2 separate regions of the Homo sapiens genome follow, and region 1 is linked to region 2. Evidence: chromatin loops called from intact Hi-C (ENCODE). Cell type or tissue: natural killer cell. All regions are shown on one strand. Each heading gives the region's core, and the rest is flanking DNA. Links, peaks and the distances in the headings are about the cores only.

Region 1 (2,898 bases), core at 190-2,689, 49 kb before region 2:
AGGCGACACAGAGGCCTTTGTGAGCTTGCTCAGTGCCACCACGCTCCCCAGGCCCCTCCACCCGCCTTCCTTCCCTCCTTCCAGCCTCGGCCCAGGGCCCAGCTGCTCAGCACCCCCGTCTACTCTAAGGCCTGTGGTGGGGCGGTGGGCTCAGATGTGGCTGCTGGGAGCAGGGAGGGTAGGAGGGGAGCGACCCCACCCAAGGCTCGGCCCTGGGAAGCCTCCGAGGAGTCCCCTTTGGTGGTGTCCACCCCCTGCCACCATCTGCCGTCTGGCCCTGGGCCGCGGGGAGCGTGTGAGCAGATGGAGCTCCGGATCAGACGGGCCCGGGCCCTCCTACCCACCCCAGCATGGGGGGAGACCTCTGACCCAGGCCACCAACGCCCCAAGATGGCTATCCCTGGCCTGCTGGGCCGTTCCTCCCCTCGGGTGACCAGGGTCCCCGCTCTGGAGTGGCTGGGAGGTGTCTTTCCTGGGGCCTGGAGGATGGGCCCAAAATAATCCAGGTGGCTCAGCGACCTCCTGCAGGTCCCCGCCAGTGTGAAGATCCCAGTTCCAGGTTGGGTCCGGGGGTCCCAGTCTCTGCCCTCTCCAGCCTGGGACCCTCTCTTGGGCCCCTGTTCCCCCCTAAATATCACTGAGGCCCTCCCTCAAAGCAGCGAGGCCCGGGGTGATGTCAGCCAAGGAAAGCCCCCGTGAGAGGACTGTGGCCGCGTTTTACAGATGAGAATGCCGGGGCCCAGAGAGGGCTGCAGTCCTGGCCTAAGGATGCCCGGCAGGGCTGACTCCCAGGGGCTGGGGGCCAGGAAATGATGGAGGGGCCGGTCCCCCCACCCACCCAGGGCAAGGCCCTGCCCTCGCCCTGGAAACTAAACTCGCTCTGAGACAACTGACCCACGCCCTCACTCCAGGAACACAAGCCACCTGCCGGCCACGCCCTGCGCCAATGCCCCCACCTAGGCCTCCTGGAGGCCTCCCCTAAGGAAAGGGCCGAAGACCCTGCCTCCGAGGTGGGAGAGGGGAGGCCGGGCCCAGCCAGAGCACCCCCGGCGGGGGCCACAAAGTCTTGGCAATAAAAAGTCCCCGAGTGCTGAAGCCCCACTGTGCGCCCGACACACGGTACACGCCTCCGGAGGTGGCGGTTTCGTTCCCCTCCTCCAGGAAGCCCCGGCCCCACGCCAGCCAGGTCCCCACCCCTGCCGGCCAGGGTCCCCTGGGCTCGGCCCACACCCACCCGGGGCCCCATCTTTCATCACAGCTCCTCCCCCGCGCTGGCCTCCGTGGGATTTCCGGGGCTGCTTGGTGCTGACTCGGCGGCCGAGGGGCAGGCCCTGGCAGGCCCCTCCTGGGCTGGAGGTGGGGCGCCCTCCTCCCCCCGGGCCACTCCCAGGCCCCTAAGCCCAACCCTCCCAGGGTGGCGCATAGTAGGGGCGCAGCAAACCGCCGGATAAACCAGAGACAGCCCACGCCCCGGCCCACCCAGCTGGCTGCCAGGCATACCCAGAAGCAGGGGGCTGTGCAGCCTGCCGGTCCCACCTCCCATCTAACCTAAGGGTCACTTGCTGTAGTGTTTGTCGAGAGCCACGGCACCCGGGCCGCATTTCGGCCCCCTCTGTGCTCCCAAACTAACTGGGCACCTTCACTTCGTCTTCCCCAGGTCCCTGAGAGGCTCAGAGAGGTGAGGCGGCCCAGTCGAGGTCACACAGCAGCCCTCTGATCTGGGCAGCTGCCACTTCCCAGCTGCGGGGGATGTGTCGTGAGCTCGGAAGCACCCTGACGTGGCTCAGGGAGCAGCAGATGTCGCCTAGGAAGGACCCCGGCATCCCAAGAAGGGCACCCCAGCACGGGGAGCATCAGGAACTGAGGCCTGGAGGTGGGCGACCGGGGAAGGGGGACCGGCAGAGAGGAGGCTGCATCGCTAGTGCAGGGTGTGGGAGCCAGGGGCCTCCCCAAGGTCACACGACAAGGTGAGGGCTGGGCAGGTAACTGCCACCCGCCACCTTCCCGAAGGTCACTTCCTGGAGCAGGGGGCCGTCTAATGAGGGGATCAGGGCCCCCACCCAACCCTCTGCCCAGGGAGAGCAGGGAAGGAGGCCAAAGGGACCTCTCACCCCTCATGTGCTGTGCAGAGCAGCTCGGGTTCAAGCCTCGGCTCCCCCACCTCCAAGCTGTGTGACCTTGGGCAAGATGCGAGACCTCTCTGAGCCTCTGTCTCCTGGGGGATGGGGGTCGTAACAGTGGAAAGGGGCCCCCCACTGTGGTCAGGGTCCCGCTCACATCCATTCAGCAAACTTAGCCCAGGGACCTAATGTGCGCCAGAGCCAGTCCCCAAAACACATTGCCAGGCTGTTCACCACCCCTCACGGATGGGAACTTTGCTCCTGAATGCTATTCCGGGAATTCAGTCCCCTCCTCACCTACCAAGGGAGTGAGTGGTGGGGCCTGAGGAGGAAGCTGGAAGGGGAGATCAGGCCCAGAGAGGGTGGGCGGCCGGCCCAAGGTCACACTGTAAGCCTGGTGTGCAGGTGCGGCTGCCAGGCCCGCACCCGGCAGCCCCCGCCCCCTCCCCGCCCAGCGGCCTGTGTTGCAAGGTTGGTCCCGACGGGTAACCCCGCCCTGACCTGGTGCCAAGCCCCGCCTGGCCCAGTCCTCGGCCTGGGTTTAATGGGACAGGAATGCAGTGTCCCGATCGGGGGGCACCAACGGCCTGGGGTGGCTGCCAGCTGCCAGCCCGCCCCCTGCCCGCCTGCCCTCGCCCGCAGGCCTCCCTCTGGGCCAGACATGGAGCAAACAGGCCCTCGGCCATTTTACGTGTCCATTTATTGCCCTAAATGGGGAGGGGCTTCCTGCCTGGGCCTTAAAGGGCCAGAGGCAGGAAGGCCGTGGGGACCCAGTGGG
Region 2 (2,898 bases), core at 163-2,662:
AGTCCCGGCTACCTGGAAGGTTGAGGCAGGAGGATCGTTTGAGCCCAAGAGGTGGAGGCTGCAGTGAGCTAGGATCATGCCACTGCACTCCAACCTGGGTGACAGAGAGAGACCTTGTACCCCCTACCCCCCACAAAAAAAGAAGGAAAAAAATGCAAAATAAAGATGACATAGAAATATGAGGAAACAGCGTAGAAATACAGGGAAATGGCTGCAGCAGCCAGGACATGGATGCAACACCTGTGCGTGCCGGGTGCCATCCTGGGAGGAGCTCACACAGTCCTCACCCCAGCAGGGACTACGACCTCCCTCAGCTTCACAGCAGAAGCGGCAAGAGTCCTGTCCCGAACCCGTGGTAAGGGTGAGCGGTGGGGCCGAGACCTGACCCGGACGCCCATCCTCAGCCCCGGTGCTAAGCTGCCCCTTTGCCTCACTGGGGTGGCCTGGGAGGGAATGAATCAGGTGCTGGGCAGGCCCTTCCATGGAAACCTATGGGCACTCAGGTGAATTCCGAGAGCATCGTTCAGCATGGAGAGAATTCACAGGGCCGGCGAGGATGGCAGGGATGGCCCCCTTGGATGACTTTACTTCCACGGATGCTGCCCTGTCAGGGCTCACCCAATGCTTTAAAAATCAACGTGCTCCACGTTGTTTTTGTTTGTTTGTTTGTTTTGAGATGGAGTCTCGCTCTGTGGCCCAGGCTGGAGTGCAGTGGCACGATCTCAGCTCACTGAAAGCTCTGCCTCCAGGGTTCACGCCATTCCCCTGCCTCAGCCTCCCAAGTAGCTGGGACTACAGGCACCCGCCACCATGCCTGGCTAATTTTTTTTGTATTTTTTTTTTTTTTTTTAGTAGAGACGGGGTTTCACCACGTTAGCCAAGCCAGAATAGTCTCGATCTCCTGAACTCGCCTCGGCCTCCCAAAGTGCTGGGATTACAGGTGTGAGCCACCGCCCCTGGCTAGACCACCTCGGAACTTTTAAAGGGTGCACTCCATAACACAGACAGCACGGCCTGTGTCTCCCTCCTGCAGCCTGGTGGTCTGTGTGGTGTCCCCTGGGGTGCCAGCACCCACTCTGGGAACCCCCATTTTAAATTCACCAAGAATAGAGGTTGGGGGCGGGTTGCCACACTGTCCCCTTTCTGCATGGGAGGAAGGGGGCTCGAGAACTGAGTCAGCCACACAAAACGAGGATGGACAGAACTCCTGAGTAGCGAGGGTGCCTGCCGGGCGCGAGGAGGAGGGGGAAGACGAGGAAGACGAGGAGGAGGAATAGGGAGCACCACATGACAGAGGGGCTGCCTCAGACCACAAAGCGCTTCCTCATCCTTTCCTCGCCCTTTGATGCCGCCGGCAACGTGACTCTGCGAGCAGCGGGGCAGACGCCAGGTCTCCCTCGCAGGCGGGAAAGGGGCTCCAAGGCGGGTGCTGCCTTGCTCGGGTCACATGGCTACGTGGGGGCCTTGCTCAAATTCACTTCCTGCCTTCATTACAAAACTGTCAAAGGGGATCGCACGTTTGCAGGGTGTCACCCAAGCATTCTGGTTTTGCAAACGACGCTGTGCGGCAGGCGGTCTGATACCTGATGAGCTCGGTGTGGCGGGGTCGGCAGCATTTCCTCCGGGGTTTTGAGCTCTGGCCACTTCTCCTTTTGTTCCACCCAATCTCACCCACTTCTGGGCTTCGAGGCCAGAGTGTCTTAACAAGGGGGCACGTCAGAGTCAATGAAGGGGGTGCCTGTACCCCACCCTAGAGACTGTGGTCCCACAGATCTGAGCTGGGGGAGGCACAGGCCTGCCTTGACAAGCTCAGACTGCCACACTTTCCTGAGAAGGCCATTTAAAAACAGTCATCAGCTTTGTTATGTTTTGAGACAGCATCTCGCTCTGCTGCCCGGGCTGGAGTGCAGTGGCGTGACCAAAGCTCACTGTAGCCTCAACCTCCTGGGCTCAAGTGATCTTCCCACCTCAGCCTCTCATGTAGCTGGTGCTATTTTTATCCCCATTTTTAAATGTTGTTAACAATTTTAAAACAGGCACGTGCCACCACACTCACCTAATATTTTAAATTATAGAGATGGTTTCTCACTATGTTGCCCAGCCTGGTATCGAACTCCTGGGCTTAAATGATCCTCCCACCTCAGCCTCCCAAAATGGTAGGATTACAGGCATGAGCCACCGTGCCCGGCCTAATAGGGATCAGTTTTTAATTGCATCTACCCTGGAACCCAGCAATTCCCTCACACAGCTTACCTCACAGGTGTGCCTGCGAGTCAGTGCCATGTTATTTGAGATAGGGCAGAGACTGGAAACAACCTACGTACCCCCCAAAACGGGAGTGTTTTCCCTCTCTGCTGTCATAAGGACGCCCGGGATACAGCAAGAGAAAAAGCAAAGCTGGGAGGAAGACATGAGTGCTTAAAAAACAAAATCATTGGCTGGGCGCGGTGGCTCACACCTGTAATCCCAGCACTTTGGGAAGTCGAGGCAGGTGGATCACCTGAGGTCAGGAGTTTGAGACCAGCCTGGCCAAGATGGTGAAACCCTGTCTCTACTAAAAATACAAAAATTAGCCAGGAGTGGTGGCGGGCGCCTGTAATCCCAGCTACTCGGGAGGCTGAGTCAGAAGTATCACTTGAATCTGGGAGGTGGAGGTTGCAGTGAGCCGAGATTGTGCCACTACTAGATTCTAGCCTGAGTGACAGAGTGAGACTGCCTCTCAAAAAAACAAAAAGAAAACAAAACAAAACCAAAGGCATCTACATATACATACTTGTATGGCATCGACTGCCTTGAGAAGGATCCCCTGGAAGCCAGCGCACTGTTGCCTCTGAGGAAAGGGGCCGTGAGGGGGTCTTCCTTCTCCCCAACATGCTCTGTTCCGTGGAGGCCCTGCCC

What was found. Peaks named below come from ENCODE experiments on the same cell type or tissue, not always from the same donor. Only the 100,000 strongest peaks of a DNase experiment are listed, where the experiment ranks them.
Region 1: it touches region 2 in a loop (3-fold over the local background); 14 of 110 quality-filtered maps call a loop at or near these places.

The regions. Positions count from the first base shown.
Region 1 is chr19:4,058,814-4,061,711 of GRCh38, forward strand. The region is part of intron 1 of ZBTB7A (zinc finger and BTB domain containing 7A); the gene reads right to left. Among named protein-coding and RNA genes, the nearest start is that of ZBTB7A, 6.6 kb to the right of the region's middle. RefSeq lists silencers at 905-1,034, 1,055-1,444, 2,465-2,704, 2,735-2,784 and an enhancer at 1,595-1,704. In natural killer cell, for the core only: no CTCF peak of the experiment used is centred there; DNase peaks (open chromatin) are centred at 698, 1,258, 1,768 and 2,588; H3K4me3 peaks cover 1,617 bases; H3K27ac peaks cover 2,500 bases.
Region 2 is chr19:4,107,586-4,110,483 of GRCh38, forward strand. The region is part of intron 3 of MAP2K2 (mitogen-activated protein kinase kinase 2); the gene reads right to left. Among named protein-coding and RNA genes, the nearest start is that of MAP2K2, 15 kb to the right of the region's middle. RefSeq lists an enhancer at 1,761-1,890. In natural killer cell, for the core only: no CTCF peak of the experiment used is centred there; a DNase peak (open chromatin) is centred at 1,476; H3K27ac peaks cover 1,838 bases.